Linked DNA regions of Homo sapiens: all the other regions are linked to region 1. Evidence: chromatin loops called from intact Hi-C (ENCODE). Cell type or tissue: endothelial cell of umbilical vein. All regions are shown on one strand. Each heading gives the region's core, and the rest is flanking DNA. Links, peaks and the distances in the headings are about the cores only. Region 1 overlaps LOC100130691 (Putative uncharacterized protein FLJ44553). Region 2 overlaps PDE11A (phosphodiesterase 11A). Region 3 overlaps PDE11A (phosphodiesterase 11A). Region 4 holds the start of IFT70B (intraflagellar transport 70B). Region 5 overlaps AGPS (alkylglycerone phosphate synthase).

Region 1 (6,452 bases), core at 44-5,043:
AGTCTGGCCTGCTGTTTTTCTGGCATTTTTTCATCTGTGCTGCCATCTAGAGAGGAGAATTGGAAACACGCAAAAATAAAGTCCCAAGATGGAGTTCAGGGAAAGTGGATACTGTGTATTTATTTGTAGAAAACTGGAAGAAACATCATGAGATTTGGGACTATAAATTTATGTTTTTCTCTTCTCTCTCTCTGTCCCTCCAAGATCCAAAACAGGACTTGGATATCTGTTTCTCAGTTTTTGTGAGGACATTCCAGGCATTGCTGGGAAGCCATTTCCTGGATTCGAACTGACTCCTTACATACCTAAAATTCAATTGTATAAACTTTCTGGGACCTCTAAATTGTCAGAAAGTGGTCTCACTTTTCTACAGTTGAAACATTGCTGGAAATGCTCACATTCCCAGTTCTGTAGGATTTGGAAATAAAATGGCAGCTTTTTGTGTGTGAATTAACAAGAGAAAGAAGTCCTTTCAACACAGTGGAGCAGTTTCCTGAAGTCTGTGCCTTCCACAGAATCTACCAGATCTGCGGGATGTTTATAGGTGAAACGTTGGTCAAATGAATTTGGGGATTGCAAGGTAAAACAATGTTAAGCAGTTTTTATAGGCTTTAATTTACCAGTGTCCACTGCCAGCTTGCAAGAGAGGAAAATGCTGGGCAAGCTTTCCCAAACTTGTTTGACCTTGAAACCCTGGGCTTTTCATAGACCTGGTGTTGTGTGGCGCTTACATTCGGAGCTATTACAACAGGGAAAGGACATTAGCCTGCTGCATGCACACTACGCAGAAACACCAGTCCTCCCTGACCCCATCCTATTCCTTCTCTCTGTGTCTCAATATTTTTGAAGTTTTGTTTTGGTTTGAGTAGAGACTGGGGAATTTAACTACTTTTTTTCTCTAGCAGGATTGTAACAGGAGTAGGATCTGTTTGATACTTGCTACTCCCAGGTAAAACAAAGTAAGTTTACCTACAACATATGCCAAATTTTCTCTCTCAGCTTACATGTCAAACAGCACATAGTAAGATAGTCTTTTTACTCAGAACACATTTAGTGTGCTCTAATTCTGTGTAAGGTACCACTGGGAGGGGAGAACAGAGAGAAATAAAATATGATCCTTGACTTAGTCAAATCATTAAATAGATGGAGTGATAAGCTTATACACAGATTACTACAAGATCCCTTATACAGATAAATAATGGTCATACTAGATTTAGTCATCATAACTGAAATAATAGGGTTTAGTTTATGTGGAGCAAGGCCATGGAAACTATCCATGGAAAAAGAAACTAATAGCCTTACAGAAACTCTGTTATAGTGGCATCCATTGTTAGAGCATTTCACCTTATTTAAAAAAAAAAAGAAAAAGTCAATGGCAAAGAATATCTGTCTGTATTAATTCTGGAAAGTGACATTCTTGATGAAACTAAGTGAACAATATTAATAATGCTTCTCTTTAGATAATTTTTCTGCATTTTAGGAGATGGACCATATAATTCATAGTTTTGACTCAAAAAGTAATGTCTCTATTTAGGTATTAATAAGGATATGATCCCTTACAAGGGATACATATTATTTCCACTTCATGAAAACAACAGGGGCTCAGAGAATAAGCTTGTTTAATAGCTTGTAAAGGGCAGGCTTGGAATTCAAATCCAGTTCTGTCTGGCCCCAAATTGTTATTTTTGTTTCCCTTTTTGTGGGGCAGAGTAATTTTAGAAAATGTTTGCGTACTTTCTGATTTCTATAGCCTAAAAATATGATGCCAAAGAAAAATGAGGAAAACAGCTTTCCTGAGCTTTAGAGAATTACACATACACAAATAGGAGACTATAAGCTTTGTGAGAGCAGAAACCTCAAGGCCATATCTGTTCTCTTTGCCACACTAAGCACAGAGCTTAGCACATACCTGGCATATAGATCCTCATTAAAGATTTGCTCAATGAGGCACATATGAATGATAGTGTTTGAGATTAGGTGGTAGGCACTCATGAAAACTTTCAATATCTTCTTGTATTTTTTGCAAGATAGTCCACAGTTTTGAATCTGCAAAGGAGAAATAAGATTAAGGTTAATGCAGGCCATTTGAAAGTATGCCTTACCTCCTCATGAAATGGTCTGAATCTGATCAAGGGCAATTTTCACATTTGTGATTGTACTTTCCAGTTAAAACTCAATAATTAATTAATCATATTGTGAGTCAATTTGTGGATGATTGAGAACCTTCCCCTGCATAGTTGTTTGGTCATTCCCCAACAAATTCATTCCCTGAAAATGGCTAAAAAAATTAGGCTTGAAGTAAAACTAGATTTGAAGGCAACGACTAAATCTTCTTTATATCTGTATTCCTAGAACACATTCCTAGAATATATTGTGCTTTATAATAAGAGCACAATATATTTTGAACTAGGAAGGAAGAAAAAAGAAAGGGTAGCAAAAAGGAAGAAAAATGAGAGTTAGGAATCTTGGATTTAAGCCTTGGGTTGACAATGTGAATTTGGGCCAGTCATTTCTTCATTTTGTTTCTCAGTTTCCCTTTTTGGAAGCCAGAGGAGTTGACCTAGTTGACCACTAACACACCTCCAGATTCTAATTGCCTGTGGAAGAGAGACTGGGGTCATTCTTGGTATAAACATGCCCATGCTTCCTTTTTTCCACTAGGGGGCACTGTAGTACTAGCGCAGTGGCCTCCATCTTCCAATTTATTCAATTCTGTTGACAGTATTTTTCCTGTTTTAGTCCCCTGGAAAACATTCTTTACCTTTAACTTTCAAACTCAAATTTACACTACAAAGTATGAGATTTAATTTGGTAAGGAAAGCTGGATAAACATAGGAAGAATGTAGTTCAATGATTTATATTGCTTAAAAGAGAAATTAGAATCACAGAGCTATTTGCATAGTTAGGTTATAACACGTTAAGATTTTCTGTGGTCCAAAAGGGGGGCTTTGAAACTCTTTTAAAGGAAAACAAAGTGGAAAAAATTGTAATTACCAGAATAACAAAAACATAAACTTAATAAGTATGTCAAATCTATGTGAAGACAACTATAAAATTGCCAAGGCTTAAACAGAGATATACCATGTTCTTGGATAAGAACACTCGGCATTTAAAAATTTTTTAATTATTCCCCAAATATATTCATAAATATAATACAATTCCAATGGAAATGCCAATGGAATTTTTTTTGAAACTTTACAAAAGAGTTCTGAAGTTCCTTGAGAAAAGTTAAACTGAAAAGAGTCAAGAAAAAAAGACAACCATTTGAGAGGAAGGAGGATTTTAACTGCTAGATTTTTTAAAAAAGATAAAACAGCTGAAATTAAAACAGTAGCATAATGACAGCAAAATAAACAAACAAACCAATAAAACAGTGAGTCCAGAAACAAACCCAAGTATGGTGTCCTGGATGTGTTTGTGTGTCTGGGGTTTGTGTGCTTTGGTATTTGGCATCTCAACACTTTTCCTGTTATAGGAACTGAAAAAAGGCATATCTTCCTCTTCTAGACAGCAAGGACATCAGCACATAACTGAAGTTTGTCCAGTGGGATTCCCACATTGAATCCAGAAGGAGTGATGCAAAGATGCAGAAACCATCAAGCTATCTACTGAGACAGTGATGATGTCAGTAATTCAGGAGAAGAGAATGTCTGGTGGTGGCACTGTCCTTAGTTTCTATTTAGGCTCTTCCTATAACAGTTCTTCACCAAGTTCTGGCAGCATTCTAATCAGACTATTCCTTCAGTGGTCCTTGGCTGATTCATCTGCTGCCAGCCTCCTTTGGCTCCTGTCTGATTTCTGAGCCTGATTTTTAACTTTCCCAAATAACTTTGTATATAGATACTGTTACTCTTTCAGTAAATTCCATTCTATTTAATCTACCTAGAATTGGTTACTAATGCTGGCAAATAGGAATTCTGACTTGTACAGAAACTGGTAATGGGGATTCGGTTACACACAACAGACTTTCAGGGAAATCAGGAGAATCTGGGTATGCAGACTCATTGTGTTTGAAGATAATAAAAACCAATTAATATTCAAAGATGAGACTCTGGAAACCCACAGCTTATAGTAGTAAAATAGCTAATGAAATTAATGCCTGTGAGCATTAGGATTGAGTTGGGTATTAAAGACAAGACCATGGGGGAGAGAATTGCTGTTGTCACAGAACAGTATGAAGGAAATGAGGAATTCAAGAGCTGGGTGCTAAGGCTAGCTGCTTCATTTGAAGACATTAACAAATGAAAATCTCTAAATTCTCATCTTAAAACATGAACTGAAACCCAAGCTGTGAATTTGTTAAAAGAAACTTTTATAGCCCTAGGATGGAGATAGCTATAAACCAATATTTGTTCTTGTTGATTGCTGATTTGCAAATCAGTCGAATTCACCTCCTTACCTGGGGTCTTAGAAGAGCATATGTTAAAGTGCTGATTCCGAAAGAGTAAGATCTTTAAAATTAAAATGCTATATAGGGGAGAATTTGAAGAACGCAGAGATTCCTTGCCCCCAAACTCTCAGCCTTCTTTGCAGCTGAAGCTTTTATTATAAAGCTATTTCTCCTTTGTTTGAAGAGGCTGAAACTCCCTAGTTTGAGGGAGTTACCTTATAGGAGGTTCTCTTATACCCTACTCTTACTCTGCACTATCTCCAGATCTGTAATTAGAGTCAAACTCGCTGGGCGCGGTGGCTCACACCTGTAATCCCAGCACTTTGGGAGGCTGAGGTGGGCGGATCACCTGAGGTCAGGAGTTTGAGACCAGCCTGGCCAATATGGTGAAACCCTGTCTCTACAAAAAAATAACAAAAGATTAGCCAGGGATGATGGCAGGTGCCTGTAATCCCAGCTACTCGCGAGGCTGAGGCAAGGAGAATTGCTTGAACCCAGGAAGTGGAGGTTGTGGTGAGCCAAGATCACGCCACTGTACTCCAGCCTGGGTGACAGAGCAAGACTCCGTCCCCCGCCCCAACCCCCAAAAAAATTCTACTGTGCTTCAAGAGGCTAGTTTACAAAGTGAAGCTCAGTAAGATATATCTCAAGCACCAAAGAAATTGAAGAACTTTGCTAATTAATCTGTGGGATGTGAGTTAGAATTGATTTTAAGAATGTTGAATGAAGAAGAAGAGGACATGATTTGAGATTGGGTTGAATTTACTAATAGGGCTTACAAGAGATTCTGGATTATTCTAGTTTGAGAAGCTAGGAATAATTCTGTTTGCTCTGCTAAATGTTCATTGACATTTAGACTGAGGGGTGAGTCATACAAAATAAAGTTGAGATGCAAATCTCTTAGGTAAAATGTAAATGAACAAAATTTTAAATTTTAGGAGACAGGAATGCTGGATTAGATTTGTCATATCTGACCCAACCACCCACCTCAATTTTGTCTTCCAAAAAAGGGTCTAGCCAGTTGCAGTGGCTCACACCTGTCCCAGCTACTTGGGAGGCTGAGGTGGGAGGATCACTTCACCCAGGAGTTTGAGGCCAGCCTGGGCAACATATCGAGACCCTGTCTCTAATTAAAATAAAAATCATAAGAAGGTCCAGAAAACACTCTTTACAAAGGCCTTGAGAAACAAATCTATGAGGGAAGGGTCAGTATAAAAGTGATTTAGAGAACGTTTCACGTAGACCAGCGATGATGCTGAAAAAAGGCTACAGTTGAATTTGGCTTACTGAGTTTCAGAGGGATGGCAGGATCCCAGAGTGACATGGTCTAGGTAGCACATTTGCATGGGGCTAAGTTGAAAGTTAGTAGGTCAGTGTGAAAATTAGAATGCTCTGACTCATGGATTCTTGGGAGGTGACTAACTGATCATGGAGTCCCCAGGACTGAAATAAATAAGCAGTCACTAAGGTTCTACTTGATTTGTATAGCAAACAAGCAAACAAACAAAACCTTTATGTCTAGAAAAGAGAGACGGTATCCAATTTCCAGATATGAATGCGTTCTCAGACACAGTTAAAGGAAATCTGAGTACCCTCGAGGAAGTGCCTACTTGAGTCTACCTCCTGGAATACAAAGGGACTTGTGGCCATTTATTAGGACAGTTGTGAATGATGAAGCAGAGATAGTTCACTTTCATCTGGTACGGACAAGAATATAGCTTTACCTTCTTGCCACAGGATTACATCACCTTTTGGACCCTGGGTCAAAATGAAGTCAGCAGAAAGCTTCTTATTTCCTCATTTCACATGATATCAGATTATTCATCCTATACAAGTGGGGACAAAAGAGTAGAAAGCAATAAATACCTTGGATACCTTGAAAAAAATACATGAGCGCTCGAGTGGGAATTTTTCAAGGGTCCAGTGGTATACAGAACATGTTTGGCTATAATTCTAAAGTGAGAGATAAACTGTTGTACCTGAGCTCCTTACCAATATGAAGAGGTACTATTTTGGTGGACCTCTTTGGATATTAGAGGCTTGCTACTAGGTCCCAGTGGAA
Region 2 (5,000 bases), core at 1-5,000, 390 kb after region 1:
ACATTTGCATGAAGATTAAAGAGTTGGTTATTCTATCATGTAGATTTTATTATAGTATTACAATAATGCTGCCATTTATTTTAAAGTAAATATAACAAGTTACTACTTTTTTGATAAGGAAATACAATGTAAAAATGATGTTTGATGATTACAAATATGATTACTGTTTATTAATTTATTTCAGTCAGTTACAGAACAAAACATCTAGATCTCTCTGTAACTTCCAGTGTTACAGTCTACAAAGGAATTTGATTTCTGTTGAGATTAGGATTCTGATTATTGAGTAAAAATATTTTATTTAAAATTTCAATTGGTTCTGTATTTCTTGGACAGGGAGGGAGGAGTTTCAGCTGTGCTTCTAAGATCTTCCAGAATGAATTTTCTACCTCAAAAATCAAGGACTTTTCTGGAAACTGCAGTCAGAGGACAGAACATCAGCCTCAAGCTGGTAAATAGGATGGATTTTCTCCCTAAACATCCCTTCTGCTTTCTAGTTTGAATTATCAATAAAATGGTTTGGCTTATCTCTGAAAATAACCTTGTTGACAACACAAATATGGATTTAAACACGCTACCTCCACATTAAGATTTAAGAAGCCCCCAGTAAATGTCAGGGGGTGTCAATGTGTTTGCTGTGATACTTGGTTATTATTAGTGTTTAACTGCAATTCCCCACCAGCGCCACGCTGCCTGCACCACCATAAATTTTAATGTGATCATGTGCTCTTCTCTTTTCATATCCAGTGAATTCTGCAAGATCATAATATTCTATATGAACCCTAGCTGAACCTTAGTGTGATATGAAGAAAGAACAAGATTTCAAGCAATAATAGTTGTTCACCATTTTATAGCTTTTTTTAACTGGACACTGAGCAACATGGTTCCTTGAATAATATTACCCTAAACTAAATTCACTCATTCAATTAATCTTTATTGATACCCTACAGGATGCAGGGCATGGCTCAAAGTGCTAATGAGTACATTTATGGGATAGTAAAGAATACTGACTCTTAAAGAAATCTTTTTTTTTCCCCTTGGAAAATCTGTCAGAGCTCATACATCATTTATAAAACCGAAAAAAATGTCTCTGCAACCTTGGCACCACTACATGCCTTTTATTTTACAGAATACAAACAAAAGCAGAGTCATTTCCGATATCTAGTCTACATCGTGAATATAAGAAATATGTCCCTCATCTTTTATCATGTATTTATAGTTATAATTTATTTATTATGTATGTGCATGATGGAATATTTGTTCTATAAACTTCTATTAGTAAAGAAAATTTATATGATGATCATTCATCTGCAGGTTTTCTTCCTCATTTTAACCACAAATAATAACTGTCACTACCTACTGTATTTGTCAGAGGAATTCAAAGTATTTGGGAAATTTTAACTATCTAAATATCTTTTTAAAAACAAAGAATAACATTGAAGCTTTCAAATTTATAAATGTGAAATTTCAGACCAGAGGCATGGAACAAATTAATAAGTCATTAACAGGGTTCCCAGTGAATAAAATGTTCATCATTTTATATCAATTTGCCTGTCCTACACAGTAGTTCTTTTTTTTTTTAATTTCTAAAGGAACAAAACCGCTTTGTTACCTACACATGAACCTGAATACTTTTGCAAAACACAATGCTGAGTCAATAAGTTTATTTTCCACCCGTGAAGTGATTTTAGGGTTAAAGGTTAGGAAGCTGGGGCATATATTTATAATTTGCTTGTCCTGTTGTACGTGGTGCCAAAATTTGTTCAGCAGTGACACACAACTATGCATTTCCCCATTCCCAGAGACAATAGGCTTGGAAAAATACACAATCACAGATTTAAGGTCACACGGAGAACACTATTATTCACTTTAACAGCACGGTATGCAAGGTGGCAGTCATAAAACAGGCCCATCCTGATGGGAGATGCTCTTTTCCGACAGACTGGTTTTGTTGCTATCTCTTTTAGGAAAAACATTTATTTTGTGGTGGGGTGTGTACCTCAGTATTCCCTGTGCTAGAAGAAAAGAAGCACTTTCAAGGAAGGTGGGTAAGGTTTTTTCCCCCTTTTCTGGAAACCAGCTGAGAAACTTTGCCTTGGAGCGCCATCTAGAGGAAGCCTCAGCACACACACGCTGTGCTTTCTTAGCCTTATGACATGACCCAGGTTGAATCCAATGGTTGGTACATGGTGAGTTTCTTTTCTTTTCTTTCTTTTTTCCCCCCAGATTAATAGAGAATTTTGGTTCTAACACAACCCACAGACAGGAAATATGAGATCACTGGAATGGAATTTTAATCACTGATAAGATCAAAACATTGAAAGGCTTTTAGAATCTTCAGGAGTGCCAAAAGCATGAGTGCCCATTGGTGGTAAGAAATAGGGCATCATTTTACCATAGGCCGAGTCACATTCCAGAGATGAGAATTGATGAGCGAGTTAAATTTATTTTTAGCTACACTGATTGAGTCGTCTTTGTTACTTCTGTAATTATTTTCTTAATTAAAAAATTCTGATTAACCAGATTGACCAGAGTCAAGCTTGGAGAAGATACTTACGTTAGAGAGAAACAAATGTTGACACTTTTAACTGACTGTAACCCTTAGTTAAGTTCAACAAAATTTAATGAGCAGAAAATACTATCTTTTCCAGATGTGGCTACTCAATACAATGTGAAGGAGAACAAAATAACGTTGTATTCTTTCTGAAGTCATGTTTTTGTTTTGTGATCTCCTCCACCCACCCTCCTTAGAGAAATTTGACAATGAAGTCTCCTCTTTCTGTGTTAGCATGAATGCAAAAAAACAAAACCTAAGCCTTCTCCAACAATGCTGCTCTTCAAGATTGCTGAGCATACTTGCAAAAACAACTGTACCCTGGAAATATTCTGACGATATGAGCATCCCCATTGTGGTGACATAGTTTAAGAATTCTATTCTCTTCAATTTCTTGGAAAGGATCAAAATTGCCCATATAATGGAAATACCCACTGCAGAAAACTGGATATATATTTCCTTTTGCTCCTAAGTGTCCACTGTGACCCTGCTGCTCTTGCCAGTTTCCCCTATTCCAACTATTTTAAGGTTTGTTATAAAAATCTGTCTCTGTCCTTGACATTTCTAACTCAAAAATGTCACAGCCATTTCTTTTTCCTTCATTGAACAGGGTTCCTACTTACTTATTTTGGCAATTCGCATAAATCCATAGGTTTTCCCAAATAATGGGTTAAAAAGTTTTTTATTGAATGTCCTCTGTGGGCCAGACATATGAAATCTGTACACAAAACATTATACCTTGTTTACTGAGGTAGGATATGGAAAAACAAAATGAAGATTTTTTTTTTCCAAGCAATGGTTGTTACTTGAGCTATTAAGCCTCATGGTTCAAAGCACCTTCCTTTCTCACTTGATGGCTCACTCCTCTAACGGTGGATGCAACAGAAGAATGGAATCAGTCCAGTTTTCCCAGGCCAGTCTGCCTGTTTATTAAGCAGTTGAGGACCCAAAGCACAAGTCCCTAGTATAAAAGACATTCTGGCCCCATCTTATGCTAGATGCACATTTCAGCTCATGTCAATTCAACATACATTTTTTGAAAACCCACCAAGTACATGACAGAGTGCAGGGTGCTGGTGTGACCCTCAATAAATGGTGGTTGAGCAAATAAGTAGATGCTGTTGAAAAAACAAGAAATGATCTCTTCCCTCAGCAGCTTACTCTATAGGAGGATGACAGATTTGTAACTTAAAATACACAGTAGCAAGAAAGATGTGTTGTACTAGATACAGTACAGGGAAAGAAGTAATTATTGATGATTTGGGAGAAAGGGGAAGACTTTGTAGAAAAACTGGCACTAGATGAATGCCTTAAAGGATGAGTAAAATTTTAATAGGCAGAAAATGAGGCAGAGTTTTTTTTTTTTTTTTGAGAAAGAAGCAGAATTGTCTTTGTTCATTTGGACCAAAGGAAAATGCATTTCATTTGGCGTTCTGATTTTGTGTTTAAATTTTAGTCTGGGTGCAAAAATATAAGGTATTTATTTTATGTTGGAAGAGTCCAAGACTCACATTCTTTTTTTTTGTATGGCAATATGTTTACACACACCCACAGATATGTACGTACACATGTGTGTATATATAACTATGAAGCCAAAGAAACCAACATATTTAAGCCAGAAAACATTGTACTTGATGATAGTGTAACAATGTAGTAGAAATTATGCCAAAAAAAGCCTTATTTCTTGCCAGAAGAAGTAAATAGAGGATTTGTTTCAATATTTGCCACAAACATTTGCTTTGAGATTAAATTCCAAGGCTTATATCTGCCCAGCTGCACTAGATATCTCCGTGAAACAGACTGGCCACCATCACTGGGTTAAAACCCCACGGGACGAGATTTTAAGGCAAGTAAGCCCTAAACCTGGAGAGTGCGCACTCTTACCCCTCTTTTCTCCTTGGCCTCCCTGGGCATTGTCTCAAATAAGCATCCTCTCAGGATTTCCATATTCCTGCGGGTGATGTTCACACCTCCCTACTGGCTTTCCACCAGCCAAGAGAGTCATATCCAGTGATCTCTTTGTTCTGTTACTCAACTACATTTCCTCTGCAAAAAGATTACTTTAAAAATCTGAGCATTTCTTTTGTAAAAGAACAAGTTTACCAAGAAAAAATACTGAACAGAAGCTCAAGTAATCATTCCAAGGCTACACTGGCTTCAAGGGGTCAACAATGTTACAGCTTTCAAGCTCAGAAATTGCTGGCACATATATACTTTCATAACCAGGGTAGGTAAGTTCCAACATAAAATGATCACATGGTAATTTTTCAGAGAAATGGAAATGTAAAGGAGAAGGCCTGCCAGTTCCTACGAATGAGAAATGATCTTCCACCATCACTAAGCACACTTACGGTTAACATCGCGAACATCAGCTGACACACGTTGAAGGCATGTCTCCAGTTGTGGTATAGAACCATCCGATAGTTTTTCCTCACTGTCAAAAGCCACC
Region 3 (5,000 bases), core at 1-5,000, 420 kb after region 1:
TAGAATAGTGGGCCCCTGGTCTTTCAGGGGTTATCAAAATAACCAGCTTTTGCCCTCACACACAACTCCTCAGAGAACCGGAGTAAAGCTGTTTTCAAGAAGACCACTGATGGTTTAAAAGATATTTCAGGCAGAAGCATAAATTTCTTCATGGTTTTAAAGGGAAAGAAATTCCCTTTAAATTCATATTGGAGAAATGTCATCACAGAAAGCCTCTCACTCTCTTCTCGTTCATTTCTGAATTCTAAATCTTTTCTGTTGGTGGTGAGGGGAAGAGTAAAAAGTGGTTTTCCTCAAAAGCCAGCTTCAGTGGTTTACGGAGTTGTTTGACAAACTTAAGCCCAAGTGTTGAGGACGGCCACCTGTTCCCACAGAAATCACAAAGCTTGGTTTTCACAGAACTCGTCTCCATCTCCAGGAAGGCCAGAGGTGAATTATAGTATGTGTTAGGAAAATGAACCTAGTAGCAAGAGGAATGGGATCACTCAGCACAGGAATTGTTTGAAATTTGCCCTTTGGAGAAAATAAGTGCTGTTAGCGCCCACAAACATGTCCCTTGAAGTTGATATTCTAGAATGTTGAAGGCTAAGGAATCATACCTGCTCAAGCAATGGGGCTGGATTACTTTTCAAACTATGTAACCTTAAAACAAACAAACGAACACATAAACAAACCAAAACATTCTTAGCAAGGTCTGTTGAAACCTGAACCCATCTATCGAGAAAGTAAACCAAGATTATTCAAGGGCTCACAATCAGACGATAAGGAGGGTCAAGCCAAGACGAGAAGAATCTCAAACAAAACGCATTCCATGACATTTCAAAAAGGATCTTACAAATTCAGCATGCCCACCCATATCTCAATTTCTTAATGTGTGCAATGTAGTTACCTGGGCGTTTCTCTTTGTACCTCAGTTTTATCATCTGTAAAATAAGAAAAATAATAGTAGGGTTTTTGTGAAGACTAAATAAATTAATACAGGTAAGGCACCAAAAACTGGCCTGGCAGCTGGTAAAATGTTCAGTAAATGTTTATTTTCCAGATGACTGTCACATGGAGTAGACTGAGCATATACTGGGGCCCAAGAAAAGGGCCTCAGCAGCATGAACCAAGGTCTCCAAACTGGCAGTGTAACATCTCTCTTAGCTGCCTGATCCTTAAATGGGATAGAGCCGCTGATGCCTCCTTCAGAGGCTTGCTGTTAACATTCAATGAAATAAGAGCTATGAAAGCACTTAGAATCAGCAAAAATGCTGTGGTTATCATAGCATTTGTCTTAGTGAACAGCAATATTTGAAAATGTATAATGATTGGTATCATGTTATCCTACAGAAAGCCCAGGAAATGTATTTTAAAGTCCGTCCACTTGTAGATGCTTAACAACAGAACAGTATTTAAGCCTCTTATCCCTGGATAGGTTGAACAGAGCCTCGCTGTAAGTTCTTACCAGCCCTTCTCAGACTCTCACCTTTCGTGGGTGTGGATTTGATTATAGTGAGTGTAAAGAAGTACCTGTGGATGCTGCTCTGGGAAGGCTTTCAGAGCCAGTATGAGGCCAGATGCTGGGGCCCCCAGCCTGGGGGGATGAGGTGAAATCTGTTTTGAACTTAGATCCCTTCTACCATGTGGTCTTATAGAAACGATTCTAGAGTTTTCTGTTACAGTGGGACTGTAACAGACTTGCAGTTTTTATTAAAATTCTGACTTGTTCACAGCCTAATTCCTTTTAGTCTCAATGAAATGCTTTAGGCCCTGGATGGAAACATCATCCTGAATTACATGACAGTCTTAGAATATTCTCTGTGGAGGCAAGGCACGGTGGCTCACTCCTGTAATCCTGTAATCCCAGCACTTTCGGAGGCCGAAGTGGGTGGATCACAAGGTCAGGAGATCGAGACCATCCTGGCTAACACGGTGAAACCCCATCTCTACTAAAAAAAAAAAAAAATTAGCCAGGCATGGTGGCAGGCGCCTGTAGTCCCAGCTACTCGGGAGGCTGAGGCAGGAGAATAGCATGAACCCGGGATGCGGAGCTTGCAGTGAGCCGAGATGGCGCCATTGCACTCCAGCCTGGGTGAGAGTGCAAGACTCCGTCTCAAAAAAAAAAAAAAAAAAAAAAAGAATATTCAAAGAACATTCTCTGTGGCTATCAAATCCAAAGACAGAAAAATCCTGCACAGATGTTGTGTATTGACTATAGATGTTCTGATATCTGGCTAAGGTGGTGTCTTTGTGAACGTTATGAATTGCTTCTAGGGAAGCGAAAAGCACCTCAACAGAGCTACCATTTCACCAACATGCAGTATTCTGGGGAAAAGGAAGAGAAGGAGTGCCTGATGGCTCTATCAGCTCTGGCAAGGAAATGAATGCATTGAAGGAATAGAGTGCAGGCACACAGACAGCGAGGCTCAAATCTCCTGGCTGCATGCATGCTGCAATTACACACCACAATAAAAAGAATTAATGTAGCATCTGACCTGCTGACCTCCAGATGCCTACTGCACCACCTCATCAACAATCCCCAGACCTCCACGGTGCCTCCTTGGCCACCCGCCGGCTGCCTCACTGGGATACAGCAAGCACAAGGGCCTTACACAGGCTTTGTTCTTAAGGCTAAACCAAAGGGGAGAGTCCCCCAGTCCCTCCACCTCGTGCCTGGGCAAATGAATAAGCTGTCCATGTCACTAACATATTCCAGGTCATGCGTACACACAAACATTATTATATCTCGATATTACTTTTAAATTACTGTCTCTGGGGTTTTAGCCATTTTCCTAGAAATGTGGCTCAGCAAATCCTTACGTGGAGCAAGGATGGCACCCAGTGGCCAAAGTGCTTCATCTCAGACCCTGTTTTCTCAGGGATTTTCCATTTGCTTCTCTCTTTGGAGACAATGAATTGCCATGAGATCCTTTTGTAAAGCCAGAGTTGAAACTCCAAATCATATGACTATCCCGTTAAGTTGGAGCACGTGCACACACACACACACACACACACACACACGCACACACAAATGGAAACAGTATCAGGAGCTAATTCAGAATAGCTAAAATTTCTGAAAAATCTTTAAAATTTACCTTGAGAGTTTTATGTTAAAATCATCATATTTCAGATGTGCAGATTACCATCCATGATGTTCCCAATATCAAGTATCACTATAGGAAATATTATAAAAAATGCAAGCCCAGTCTCACATTCTTCACTTCATATTCCCCCAAATAGTCTCTAGTTCATAAGTGCTCATGCCTTAAACATAAGACTTTATCACCTGACAAGTGCTTTATCATGAAACTGATGTTTGCAATCTCATATCCTTGTTATCTTTCGTACAAGGTACTTGGCAGGCCTGGAGAGCACAGGATAATAGAGTGGGACTACTCTTTTTCCTTTGAGCTTTCCAGATGTCAAGAGATTTTGATACAGCTAGATAGCCAATCAGACTGTAAGGAAGACAGGCGAGATGTCAGAATAATGAACCATATACTCTCTTGCTAAGAATGATGCAATGTCTCCATAATGTTTCTGTTTCCAATTTCCTTAGGTTCCCAAGTAATCTAAAACCCCAGGGCAAAAAGTCACATGGATAGTACAACCACAATACAAAAAGAAGTTTCTAATAAAACAACATTACGTATTAATTGCCCAAAGAGTACCATAAACAGTCTTACTAAAAGTCAATATGTTGAGTTCAGCCAACAATTCTGTCTTTCTCAGACGTCATTACCATTCATGCTTATTTGACCCCCAAAATGTCAAAATGCCACCAAGATTTCAAGAATAATAGCTGAATCAAAAGAAATGACTTAAAAATGAAACTCCATGACATTGCTTCCATTTTCCTACTCCGCCACTTGAAGAACAGCATTGTCTTCAGGAACAGACAAAACATTGCAGAAGAAAAACCAAAGCAGAGGGGTTCCATTTTTCTTGCTGGTTCTTTGATCCTTAGTTGCCTTCTACATAAAATGGAGATATGCTAACCCTGCCCTCACCAAGACTTTGTGAGCCTCAAGTGAGATAATGGACATGTACCTGTTTTTATACACTGCAATTTCTTAGTACTTAAGACATTTTTCTTATTTAAACATTTATAGGTAGCATTAGTGTATAGTTTTTATACTGATGAGATTGAGACTCTTGTTTTACCCACGTAATCACACATCTTCCTCATGAGTATTATTATATTATATTACCTTTCAAATATAATATAGTCATGGGGGCTTTGGAAATTACTTATATGTAATTAAATCAAGCTGAGCTATCTTGAACAGAGCTTGAATTAAAAAATTTGAGTATGCGAAAATCATAAAAACCCCTAAATGTTTTGTCAACATTTATGTTGTTTTATGTTTTATTTTCCCCTTTCTTCCTAGAGATAAATTTTATAGGTTCATAAAATTATAGCATTTTTTAGCTAGAGATGGCTTTGTTTTGCAGATGAGGAAACCTGGAGCCTAGAAATTGAAATTAACCAAAAGGTCTGGTGGTTACTTTGTCTTTTTATACACTTGCTTGCTCTTGTCTTACTGTGTCCATGGTCTTACAAAGACTGTTAAAAGGGCAGATCTGGCTACAGAGACTGCAGAAAACCCTTCAGCCAGACATTGTCTCCTAACTTCCTATTTCATAGGGTGTCTTGAGACCAAGAGAATTATGATTCACAAACACTTAAAAGATTTTGGATGAATCCATTTCCAAATGAGGAAAAATAGGAAGAACAGCCAAACCAGAGCATGATTTCAAAAACAGGAAAGACAGACTATAGAACTATATAAAATAGTAAATACAAATACAAATAACAAAGCATTAGGTGTTTTGAAGGTCAAAAAAATAGGTTTAAAAAAATTTAGTCAGCAGGGTGGTGGTAGGAGGATACATGAATGAAGAAACGTATTTAGTAGTAAAGAGATTGCTGAATCAACTAAGAGTTAAAGGGCAAGGGGCTTTTGCCTCCAGCGGGGAAGAGAGACACTATCATTACAGCACACTCCAAAGAGGAT
Region 4 (5,000 bases), core at 1-5,000, 220 kb after region 1:
CTATATAAAAAGTATGCATTACAAATTAATGAGTGTAAATTGTGAGACTACTCTCACACAATCCCTGAAATGATTATTTAAAGACTACTCTTAACTATTACTGAGATAGTGCTTGGTCCCTGAATGATGTAATCCTTGTGCAAAGACCCCTCAAGATACGTCAAAGCACAAAAGATAACAGAGGAAAGGAAACAAACGTATTACAACTTCTGATATAAACATTCCTCATAAGTTTGGAATTTTTCATAACTCCTGGGGTAAAAGTTCTTAGAATATGTCACTTTCTGGGAAATTTAACAGCAAAAGTTTTAGCTACTTTTTTTTTTATAATGCATAAGTGTACAAAGTTCAACATGTAACAAATATAAAGATGCCAAAGGGTAAATAAAGCGATGCAAATTTACATAACAAAGCCATTTGATAAATGCCACTATCAGCTATTACTATATATTCCATCCTATAATCTCATAAATCAAAGCTTTTAACTGCCTAGACTCATATGTGACTGTATTCTTTCCAACATGCATTCTTTCTTCTTCCAGGGGTTGTTCAATAACAGCAGGTATGTTTCTGCCATGAAGTTCACAGTGTTCTAGAAACTGGACACATTCTTGAATAACACTATCACGAAGCATGATTGTGTGTTTTGACATGTTTTCTAACAAGGACAGGAAGCATCTTTTGGCATAATACCAGGTGTCTGTTCCCAGCTTTTTGTTGTAAGGTTCCAAGCTTTTGATAACTCGAGAAATACCAAAGTCATAATTTCCTTTGGCACAATAAAGAGTTCCTATCACCAAATTCACAATGCAGAGATGGTACATTTTCTTATCTGGGTCATCATAAGAGAGCTGCTCTTCCTCCTTTTCAATCTTCCTCATCAACTCCTCTGCTTCTTCATTTTGACTTGTCATAATATAGGAAACACAGAGATTAGCCAGTACAATAGCACTGACATTCAGGATGTTATCATAATGCTTCTTGACTATGGGTTCATAGAAACCAATGGCTTCTTTGTATTTGTTTTCCTGCATGAACAGAACATGAGCCACATTCAACTTCCACACATCATGGTCGTTACAGAATTCCACAGATTTGCGGAAGATCTTTTCCACCATTGGATAATTTTCAAGATTCCAGTAGATTTTTGCCTGAGCCATCAACACAGGAATGTATTTCTCCATGGTTTCATCATATTCATTCACTGCCTTTTTGATAGCTTCATCATCTCTATTGTGTCTTGCTTCCTGTACTTGTATGGTAAGTTTCCGGAGGACCTCAGTCAGCATCCCTGCTAGCCCATCAAGCTTAATGAAAGCCTCTTCAGGAGCTGTCTGGCAAGTGATCACAGCGTCCAAGAAGTCATAGAGATAGGGTGTGAGGAACTTATAAATCAAATGGGCATTTTCTGCCAGGACATCTGCTGCCAGGTCAAAATACTCATATTTACAGTAGAGCAGCAACAGGTTGCCAAAAGTCTCTGGAGGAAAGGGATTCTGTTGGAGCAAAAACTGTAGCTTTTCAAACCCTTCTGTAGGCCTGGCATCCATGTTCATTAGTGCCTGGTTGTGTAGGGTCACAGGGTCCAACTCTTCCTCTGCCCTGGGTGGCATGTCAGTGAGGGCTTCTTGAGCTGCCTCATAGTTTCTCAGTTGGTATTCTATAGCTGCCTTAAGGTTGAAGGCTTCCACCAGAGCAGTCTGATGGAGGACTAAGGTGTTGCCAACACTGCGAACATCAATGCCCTCAGTGGTCATGCCCACACCTAGCTCAGGGTGCTGGCGGATGCCACGCTCAATAATCTCAGCGATATGCTTCAGTGCTGAAGCATACTGTCGGCTGCTGTAATAGGCCAAAGCCAGGTTGTAGGAAAGGTCAGGCTGGTAGCCCGAGGCCTGCAGGGCGGCAAAAAACTTGGAGCATGCAGCTTCATACTGTCCCTCCTTGTAGAGCAAACAACCCAGGTTGATCTGGCCATCGGTCTCATTCTCGCCCCCACTTTCCTCTCCCCCTTCCCTACTCGGCAGCTGCTCTACCAGGCTCCTGGACCCTGGCAGATCGCCCTCGCTGTACTTGATAGCAGCTTGCAGGCGGAGGACCCGGCTGTGGTAGGCGGGGTTATCCAGGAGAAGGAAGGCGACCCGGGTGGCCTCCGCATAAAGGCAGGCCTTGTACAGGGCCTGGGCCTGGTACAGGCGGTACTGCTCCAGTTCCGGGTGCAGCTGGCCCAGCTGCTCATAGCACTCGGCCGCCAGCGCGAACTCCTGCAGGCGGTAGTAGCAGTAGCCTAGCAGCGACAGGCCGGCGCGGCTCCTAGGGCTCCGCTGCAGTTCTCCGCCCAGCAGCTGCACCGCCTCGGCGTAGCGTGCATTGCGGATGAGGCGGTACACGACCGCGGTGAACTCCCCGTCGGGGATCTGCGCGCCGCTCAGGCCAGCCATAACCACCACGGCTGTTATGGGTGCGGTTACTATGGCAACAGAGCAACCGGAAGCGGAAGACTGCCGGTTTCCTTGTCGCAAGAAATCTGTTAGGAACAAAAAGGGACCACTCTCGTCAGTCTCTCAATTTCAGCTTGATCTTCAAATACTCTGGACTGCGGAGTGGCGGCATTCAGGAGGGGAAAGACTACTCCGGGCCGTTCAGAGACTGAATCTACTCGTCCCGGCATGCACCGTTCCAGTGGTTCCGCGGCGCGGGTCGTAGCCGCGCTGCATGCTGGGAGACGTAGTCCCGGCTGTACCTACCGAACCGGCGGCCCGTGGGGGTGCAGGGTAACTCTCCTTCCCTGCCTCTTAAAGATGAGGGGCGCTCACTGTGTCTGTTATGGCACCGTGGTCTCTGGCGCGGCGGAGGAAGGTTTCCGGCCCCATGTTCCTGGCGATTTTGAGCCTGGTACACGGTGTGGTCGATAATAATGCTGGCTTTTGGTTTAGTTTCAGTAAAAGAACCGGGATGGCAAAAGGCGAGTTATCTCTTGGAATTACCCTGGAATTAGAGCACGTTCTTTTTTGCACTACCCCGAGGGCACAGTTTGTAAGAACGGAATAGAGCGGCGAGCAGGAATCCTTAATTTGGTGGTTTCCAGAGGTTAATGAGGAAAAAGGACTGTGAATCTTGATTGGTACTGGGAGAGTTTCGGTTTTAGGTCCAAGTATCTCCCGCTCTTTTTTCCCGTAACAACAAATATTACTGAGTATATATTGGCGTTTACCCTTGGCCATCCCCATTGCGCTGGAGTTCCAACTTTCACTACTAGGTAGAAACGTTGGAGAAATGCATGACTTCAGTTTTTTCCAAGAGGGGAAAATCCAAGACATTAAAATGTGCTCCTTTCCCTATGCATTTTTACTCTTCTCTCTTAACTACTAAATTAGTCAGCCAGTGATGTGTGGGTGTGTGAGAGACACACATGCTCAGTTTGTACTTTTCAGCCTTCTAGGGATTTTGGATATTGAACTGATAAATATGGATTTTCTTCTGTTAAAATAAGAAAAGATTGCCTACACTTTAATTTTTTTTCCAGATTCTTAGTTTGAAGATTTCTATGCAGGTTTGCTAGACTGTACAAGATATCATTCTGGGTTTTCTTTCATTCTTTGTTATATATTTGGAATAGATGCTGTAGATTCCATGTTATTATCCTGGGGCTATTTTTGTATAATTTTTTTTCAGTTTATTAGTGGCCATGATGGGGCTGTGAAAAACTAGGGGCTTAATTATTCCATAAAATTATATTTAATCACCAATTTAAAAAATACCCCTAGATAAACTGACCTGGAGACCATAGACTTTAAGGGAGAATAAATACAATTTTTCAATCAAGAATTAGGGACATAGACAAGATAGCAAAATATGAATTTGGCTTATCCCAGTGAGGTACTTGTAAATAGTGTAGTTTTCAAGGTAACAATAATAGTTGTAATTCATTAACATCTATCATATGGTGGCCTGGGACAGAGCATTGTCTTTTGTAGTCTTCCATGATGTCCATTGGCCTCACTACCACCCATGATAAACAGTCCAAGTCAGAGCATGTCTTTGCTATATAATTAAATACTTCAATGCAGGTACCTTACTGCCTCTTCAACAGTATTGCTGTTCATAAATCTTTTCTACATATAAATTTTGGAGCCAACACCAACCATATTGCATCACATTCTATTAGACCACCTATATATATTATTTCTAATCATAATAACCACCCTGTATTCTGCATATTACTGATGAAGAACATGTGAATCAGAAAGATTAGGCAACTTGCCTGAGATGACACAGCTAGATAAGAAGCAGCTGAATCATGAAATTCCAAAGCTAAGTTCAGTAGGTAATAGTCACTGATGAATTAACTCTATCTATCATGTATGGGCCCAGTTATAGGGGAATATTAGTGTCTTGCTTTTTTTATATTGTTATTTTCCTGTTAAAGCAACCAGCCACCTTGGGTTGGCCAGTGGAAATTTGAACTTCTTGGCCTAAGTCGTAACTGTGAGCAAGTATTAGAAAGTGATTAGTTGGGAATGGTCACCTGTTATACCTAAAAAGGAACTTCAGTAGGCATCTGAATGCTATACCATAAAGCAGCTGACTTCACGTACTCCTGTATTCTTCTCTCTTGCTGAGAAGTTTGCCACAGTTCTGTCCTTCTAGATGAGAACAGACAAGAAACCTCCTACTGCATCAATACCAAGAAAGGGACAAAGTGCACTCATTTTAGAGAGGTTGAGTGTAGCTCTGGACCATGCAAGAACACCAGGGAAAGCAGTTGAGGAAGGCTTCTGTAACCCTATTTCAAGGCTTCTTTCTCCCCAATCTCAGCTACAGCCTTATCCAGTTTTCAATCCAGAAGTGTTTGTAGATTGAAAGATGCTGGCTAGTGCTGCTCAATATTCAAGGAGTAGGGGGTGTTCTGCTTACTGCCTGCCTGATTGACACTTGTCCCTTGGAAACAATATGCAAAAGGCTTAATTTAAAAATTCTGGCTCATGCCTGTAATCCCA
Region 5 (6,544 bases), core at 891-5,890, 160 kb after region 1:
GTTGCTTTTGAAATGGGAAACTGTAATTTTGGATAAATATCTTTTGGGAAAGAACATACATGACTGTTCACAAATAGCAAAGTGGGCTATATGTATATTTTTATTACTATTCTTACTGAAGGAAATAAATTAAGCAACCTTATACTAGCATTAGAAGGATTCTACTAAAGTCTCTCATCCGATCTTTGTCCATGTGAGCAAGTATCCTCTTTCAATACTTCACTGCCTTGTGAGAAGCTAGAAAGGAGGATTTAGTGGAAGATTAATGTGATTCTTTCTCATAAGTGGCAGTCCAGTATAATCTCCTCCTTTATTCAGTAGATGGGTAAATGATTTTTAAGACGTTCTCAGAAAATACATTTCCTGCTGTAGCCTATGAAGAGGAGGAAAATAATGTTTTTTAATCAGCATATCAGTGTTAGATATAACGTGTTATTATTCTCTAAAAGAGATAAATAAAATTGTTAGTTTGGAAATAACGATGTCTTTACAAGGTTAAAAGGAAAACCGAGTGTTAAAACAAGCTCAGAAGCAGTTTCTGAAGCTTGGGTTTTTTTTGTTTGTTTTCAATAAAAACTTAGGAGTAGTGCCCTATGGTATTTTGAGAGGAGCATTTATTCCAACAAGAGGAAAAACTGTATTTGGTATTGATTAGTACTCATTCCTCTCAAAACTCTTCTCAGTAAAACCTAGTTTCTTCGAACTAGGTTTTTAGAATTATAGATGAAAATGCAGCTTTTCTTCCCACTACCTTTTGATGGAGGGTAATTTTTCCTTCCTTCTATCACTTTTATTTTAAACAATTTTAAACTGATGAAGGTTTGGGGTTTTTTGTTTGTTTGTTTTAATGATTTTAGATTATAATTTGGGAAGACATAAATTTTATGAATTGTTCTGTTTTAAACTTAATTTATCTTGGAGGAGTTCAAATAAATTAGAAGGAGTCAGGTTTAGCACTTACCTTATAAAACACTTAAAACTTCTTTTTATTCAACAGTAATTCTTGGGAGTATTTATTACATAGAGAAACTGAAATTATTTTAAATCATTTTTTTTGTGTCATGCGTTTTTTTCTCTGAAGCAGAGAGAATAACCCTAGTCAAGTGTTTGGTTAATTGGATCATTTACTGTTTGATCCAGCAAAATTAAGACAGTTATGAGACATGTTCTCTACCAGAAGCCACTCAGAACAAGTTATTATACCTTTACTAAACTGAAAAACTATAAAGTTATAATTAGGAGACTGGCATTATCTTTTGGTCTTTTCCTTAATATAAGTGGAGGGCAATATTCACTCCCTATTATGTATTATTTTATTCTTTAAAACCAAGCAACAATTGACTTGTCAAAATAAAAAGTTCTTATTGTTTATCATACGGACTCCTAGCTGTAAGTCAGTATGTCATCTCTAAGATGACCAACCAGTAATAACTGTAGCCTTAAATAGTCTATCATTTCATCTGTGATACCAACTCTGACTTATTAGTTAGAAGAAGAATTTGTCTACATTTTAAGTTTTTATGTCCAGAAATTCACATTTAACAGATTATCTTTTTTTACATAGCCTTTTTTGAACTTTTTTTTTTTTTTGAGACGGATTCTCTCTCTGTCACCCAGGCTGGAGTGCAGTGGTGCCATCTCAGCTCACTGCAAGCTCCACCTCCCAGGTTCATGCCATTCTCCTGCCTCAGGCTCCTGAGTAGCTGGGACTACAGGCGCCCGCCACCACGCCCTGCTAATTTTGTTTTTGTATTTTTAGTAGAGACAGGGTTTCACCGTGTTAGCCAGGATTGTCTCGATTTCCTGACCTTGTGATCCACCTGCCTCAGCCTCCCAAAGTGCTGGGATTTGAACTTTTAAATTAATCAATTTTGTTGTGTGCCTTATTTGAGGTAGTGTGCTCTTAGCTTGATAACCAACATAATGCAATGGATAGTATGCAGTTATATGTGGTTCCTCACTTCTAGTGAGGATGTTGCATATTATGATAATTTTTTGTGCCCAAATTTTTGTATAGCACATGGAGTTTAGTATTGAAGCATTTGCTTCTGATACAACATGAGATTGATAGTCTATTTCCAAGGTAGTCTCTAGGCTCAAGAATTTGGGCTGTTCCAGAGTCTACATAGGATGTGGATTTACCCTTTGAGGAAACAAATGTTTTCAATCAAGTATAATTCATTCCTTAGCCATGGACCAGAGTTACATGGCTGCCATTCAATGCTTATACTTTTATAGTTTATCCTTATGACATTACGTTAGCAGAAACCCCTCAGACATGTGAAATATATGTTAATGTTGAATTTATTTTGCTGGTAACTAGTCTTTTAAGAGGTGCCTTCTCAAATATGTCTCATCTGAATTGCAAGTTCTGATTTTTTCTGTGACAAGTAAGAGCTATGACTTAGTTTTAGAAAAACCAGTTTTGCAGAATATTTTGATGTTTCTTTTTTTTTTTTTTTGAAACGGAGTCTCGCTCTATTGCCCAGGCTGGAGTGCAGTGGTGCGATCTCGGCTCACTGCAAGCTCCGCCTCCCGGGTTCATGCCATTCTTCTGCCTCAGCCTCCCCAGTAGCTGGGACTACAGGCGCCTGCCACCACACCAGACTAATTTTTTGTATTTTTAGTCGAGACAGGATTTCACTGTGTTAGCCAGGATGGTCTCGATCTCCTGACCTCGTGATCCGCCTGCCTCGGCCTCCCAAAGTGCTGGGATTACAGGCGTGAGCCACCGCGCCTGGCCAAGGAAATATTTTTAAATAAAATGATAGGATTGAGAAATATGTTGCTTTTTAAGTTAGTGCAGAGAGTACTAAGTAAATAAGACTAATCAGAATAGTTTTTACTATTCAGATTATGCAATCAAGTAAATTCCTGGTTGTAGCATCCCTAAAGGGAAGAAATTGCCAGCAATTTGACTAAGTCAGTCTTGTATCCATGTTGTGAAGTCATCGTGGTTATTTATTTCATTATTAAAGTACAAAAAGTATACTGATATTTCTGTATTAGTCCATATCAGGTTTCATATAGTTTCAGACTATTAAGTATAAAATATAGTTAGGTACAAGTTCGATGATTTGAGAGATTCTAGTAAGGGTACATTTATCGTAGCAGGAAAGAAATCAATTATTTCATTAGCTCAGTTTTAGTAAGCAATTTCTGTCTGAGTATTCTTGAATTCCCTGAATTTATCATTAACCCATCATTAAAATTTGTAAAAATATTCCCTCTCAGGTTAGTTTTGATCGCTTACCAGCAGGGGTCACTTTAACTCAAGGACCTTTTTCCCTCCTTTACAAAATCTGTGGAATACTCTCAGCCCTGCATTAGTAAATAACATGGGAGTGAATTTAGAGCTCAAATTCTCAGAACTTGTGCTGTCTCTGACTTTTGAAGGCAATCTTTTGTGGTTTTTTTAAACCTACCAAATTAGTTTTAAAGCAGTGGAAACATAACCTAATCTTAACTGTACATATAGTAACTCAAATTGATGTTGTTTTTTAAGAATAGTAACATTATTTTGATCTCTTGATTATAGAACCTTCCATTTAATTAACTGTAGTGGTAACTTTTAATTATTTGAATTATAAGAAATGTTTTCAGCTTTATATATTTAGAATGATGTGCAGTGATTTACAAATATCAATTACCAGGAGATCATAAACCAACCTAGATGCTATTTTTGAGTGCTTTACTTATATAAGCATTTAGTTATGACAATAACTGAAAAACTCTACTGACTTTTTAAAAATCTGGTACTATTGAAGTATGAGACTTTAAAACCGTTGGTTTGAATTAGATAATTTCAAAAAAGTCCATGTTAAAATAATTTAATATCTAAAATTAAAAAAATTCTTTAGCTTATTAGTTCTGTTTTGATAGTGTTTGTCTGTTACCATCTACTATTCCTCCTTGATACTAATAGGAATACTGGATAGCTAGCTTATGTGACTTGATTATCAAGTTAAAAATCACACTCAATATAATTGAATATTAGTTGCTATATGATACAGCAGTTGCCCAGGAGCTTTCTTGCCTTTTTTCCAGCTTTTTAATTTGAAAATTTTAAGCATACAGAAAATTTGAAAGACTGGTACAGTGATCACCTGTCTATCCACTTCATATATTCAACAATAATTAAGTTTTTGCTCTGTTTAACATGTACGTGTATATGTTTTTTGGACCATTTGAAATTAAGTTGCAGACTTTTTTTTTTTTTTTTTTTTTTTTTAAAGACAGAGTTTTGCTTTTGTTGCCCAGGCTGGAGTGCAGTGGTGCAATCTCGGCTCACTGCAACCTCCGCCTCCTAGGTTCAAGTGATTCTCCTGCCTCAGCCTCCCAAGTAGCTGGGATTACAGGCATGCACCACCACGGCTGGGTAATACTGTATTTTTAGTAGAGATGGGGTTTCACCATGTTGGTCAGGCTGGTCTCGAACTCCTGACCTCTGGTGATCCACCGCCTCAGCCTCCCAAAATGCTGAGATTATAGGTGTGAGCCGCCATACCCAGCCTAGGTTGCAGACTTTACAGCACTTAACCTAAATACATCAGCACCGTCTCCTAAAGACGGAATAGTGTTCTTCTTTATAACTACAATACCATTTTCATGTCTAAGAAAATCAGTAGGAATTTTTTTTTTTTTGAGACAGAGTCTCGCTCTGTCGCCCAGCAGGCTGGAGTGCAGTGGTTCACTGCAACCTCTTCCTCCTGGGTTCAAGCAATTCCCCTGTCTCAGCCTCCTGAGTAGCTGGGACTACAGGTGTGTGCCACCATGTCTGACTAATTTCTTTTTTTTTTTTTTTTTTTGTATTTTTAGTAGAGATGGGGTTTCACCATGTTGGCCAGGCTGGTCTTGAACTCCTGACCTCGGGCAGTCTGCCTCCCTTGGCTTCCCAAAGTGCTGGGATTACAGGTGTGAGCCACTGCGCCTGGCCAATCAACAGTAATTTGTTAATGCCATCTAATATTCATTATATAAGATTATTCCAGTTATCTCCAAGATATGTTTTATGAATAGTGTTTGCAAACCAAGATTTAATCAAGACTTGCATATTTTAATTGTTTTAAAGATTAAATACCCATAGAAATTTACTACACTAAATGTAATATACTTTCCTTCCCCCCCCCCCCCTTTTTTTTCATTTTGTTTTGTTTTGTTTTTGAGACAAGGTCTTGCACTGTTGCCCAGGCTGGAGTGCAGTGGCACAATCTTCGCTCACTGCAAACTCTGCTTCCCAGGTTCAAGTGATTCTCATGCCTCAGCCTCCCAAGTAGCTGGGATTATAGGTGTATACCACCACGCCCAGTTAATTTTTGTGTTTTTAGTAGAGACAAGCTTTTGCCATGTTGGTCACGCTGGTCTTGAGCTCCTGTCCTAAAGTGATTTGCCCACCTCAGCCTCACAAAGTGCTAGGATTGCAAGTGTGAGCCACTGCACCCATCCCCTCCCATTTTCTGATATATGTGTACTTACGTGAATTGTTTTCATTAATAATACTTGCCATTGATAAAGGTGCGGTAGAATGTGGTTGTTAGCAGGAGATGGAATTTACAAGTTGCTGGTAGGAACTTAAAATGTTTTTGTTATGAATGACAGAGTGGCTGTTACTGTCTCATATTTTACTTATGTGCTTAAGCTAGAATATATAAATATATATGTTATATGTATATTCTACTTATGAAGAAAAGAAATTTGGTCTAATCAGGCTTTGTATATTTTATTAGAAGTCAATGTGCCCACTTTATGAAAAACATTTCAGATTTGTAAACGTGAAGAAAACTGATTTTCCTTTAGTATTTTTGGAAACTGGTAACGTTTTTAGAAGTATCAACCCAACTACAAAGATACTCTTATGCCAATATTTGAAATTACTCAGGTAGTACATTTCTTTAACATTTTTAAACTATTATACATTTAATAAGACTACAAAATAGAAAATAACATAGTTTTAATGTAATTTTTGTTTGGAATATGATAAAGCTGTGTGTGCATGTGTCTGTGTTTTAAGTGATTTTTGGAGGCTGTGTGGTTTGCCTGAAATAGTGCTCATCTAAAAGTCAGAATGTCTTCATCTTCTACCTTTACTGTGGATAAAATACAGTATAGTTCATAAAATGGCATAATACTTGAGGCACTGGATTTTAGTTTTAGAAACATCTTTGTTCTAAAATAATCCACTTTGGGGTCTGGTATTTCTTTTAGGATATTCTCATATGTCTTTGCCAGACATTAGGCAGCTTTTTCTGCTGATAAATTTAAAATCTGTTAACTTATGTTTGTATTTATTTATCTATATCTGTAGATTTCTTCTCTCCAAATATTTTATAGAAGTCATTGATATTTGTCTTCATAAAAGTATATGAAAAGTTAACTTTTTTTCCTCTGTAAATCCTTAGGAACTAAGCTCTTGATCTCTTAAATATAGAAAGATAATATTCACATTCTACCTGTCTAGCTTCTTACTGTATTAAATTTGTATCACTTTTTTTTTTCTTTTTAAAACAGAGATGTGCTCCGGCATCTATTCGCCTCATGGACAACA

The links. A loop is a pair of places that touch in the nucleus more often than their neighbours do. Peaks named below come from ENCODE experiments on the same cell type or tissue, not always from the same donor. Only the 100,000 strongest peaks of a DNase experiment are listed, where the experiment ranks them.
Region 2: it touches region 1 in a loop (13-fold over the local background); 74 of 110 quality-filtered maps call a loop at or near these places.
Region 3: a loop joins it to region 1, with 16 times the contacts of the local background. A loop is called at or near these places in 74 of 110 quality-filtered maps.
Region 4: it touches region 1 in a loop (7-fold over the local background); 11 of 110 quality-filtered maps call a loop at or near these places.
Region 5: it touches region 1 in a loop (12-fold over the local background); 12 of 110 quality-filtered maps call a loop at or near these places.

The regions. Positions count from the first base shown.
Region 1 is chr2:177,332,484-177,338,935 of GRCh38, forward strand. LOC100130691 (Putative uncharacterized protein FLJ44553) reads right to left here. Exons shown (of 9, transcript NR_026966.1): 2 at 6,115-6,216; 3 at 1,910-2,046. Among named protein-coding and RNA genes, the nearest start is that of MIR6512, 22 kb to the left of the region's middle. RefSeq lists an enhancer at 5,523-6,452. In endothelial cell of umbilical vein, for the core only: CTCF peaks have their summits at 68 (motif pointing left) and 2,663 (motif pointing right); DNase peaks (open chromatin) are centred at 48 and 2,698; H3K27ac peaks cover 534 bases.
Region 2 is chr2:177,722,756-177,727,755 of GRCh38, forward strand. It overlaps PDE11A (phosphodiesterase 11A), which reads right to left. Exons shown (of 20, transcript NM_016953.4): 12 at 4,903-5,000. PDE11A-AS1 (PDE11A antisense RNA 1) reads left to right here. Exons shown (of 5, transcript NR_136171.1): 5 at 334-534. Among named protein-coding and RNA genes, the nearest start is that of PDE11A-AS1, 52 kb to the left of the region's middle. In endothelial cell of umbilical vein, for the core only: a CTCF peak has its summit at 2,088 (motif pointing left); a DNase peak (open chromatin) is centred at 1,806; H3K27ac peaks cover 497 bases.
Region 3 is chr2:177,756,200-177,761,199 of GRCh38, forward strand. All of the region lies in intron 10 of PDE11A (phosphodiesterase 11A), which reads right to left. Among named protein-coding and RNA genes, the nearest start is that of PDE11A-AS1, 85 kb to the left of the region's middle. In endothelial cell of umbilical vein, for the core only: a CTCF peak has its summit at 2,840; a DNase peak (open chromatin) is centred at 2,812; H3K27ac peaks cover 332 bases.
Region 4 is chr2:177,550,323-177,555,322 of GRCh38, forward strand. It overlaps IFT70B (intraflagellar transport 70B), which reads right to left and starts at 2,474. Exons shown (of 1, transcript NM_152517.3): 1 at 1-2,474. The coding sequence starts at 2,441. The coding sequence ends at 444. RefSeq lists enhancers at 1,474-2,278, 2,279-3,082, 2,451-2,740. In endothelial cell of umbilical vein, for the core only: no CTCF peak of the experiment used is centred there; DNase peaks (open chromatin) are centred at 639 and 2,589; H3K4me3 peaks cover 1,563 bases; H3K27ac peaks cover 3,420 bases.
Region 5 is chr2:177,486,641-177,493,184 of GRCh38, forward strand. AGPS (alkylglycerone phosphate synthase) reads left to right here. Exons shown (of 20, transcript NM_003659.4): 12 at 6,508-6,544. Among named protein-coding and RNA genes, the nearest start is that of IFT70B, 63 kb to the right of the region's middle. In endothelial cell of umbilical vein, for the core only: a CTCF peak has its summit at 3,261 (motif pointing right); a DNase peak (open chromatin) is centred at 3,281.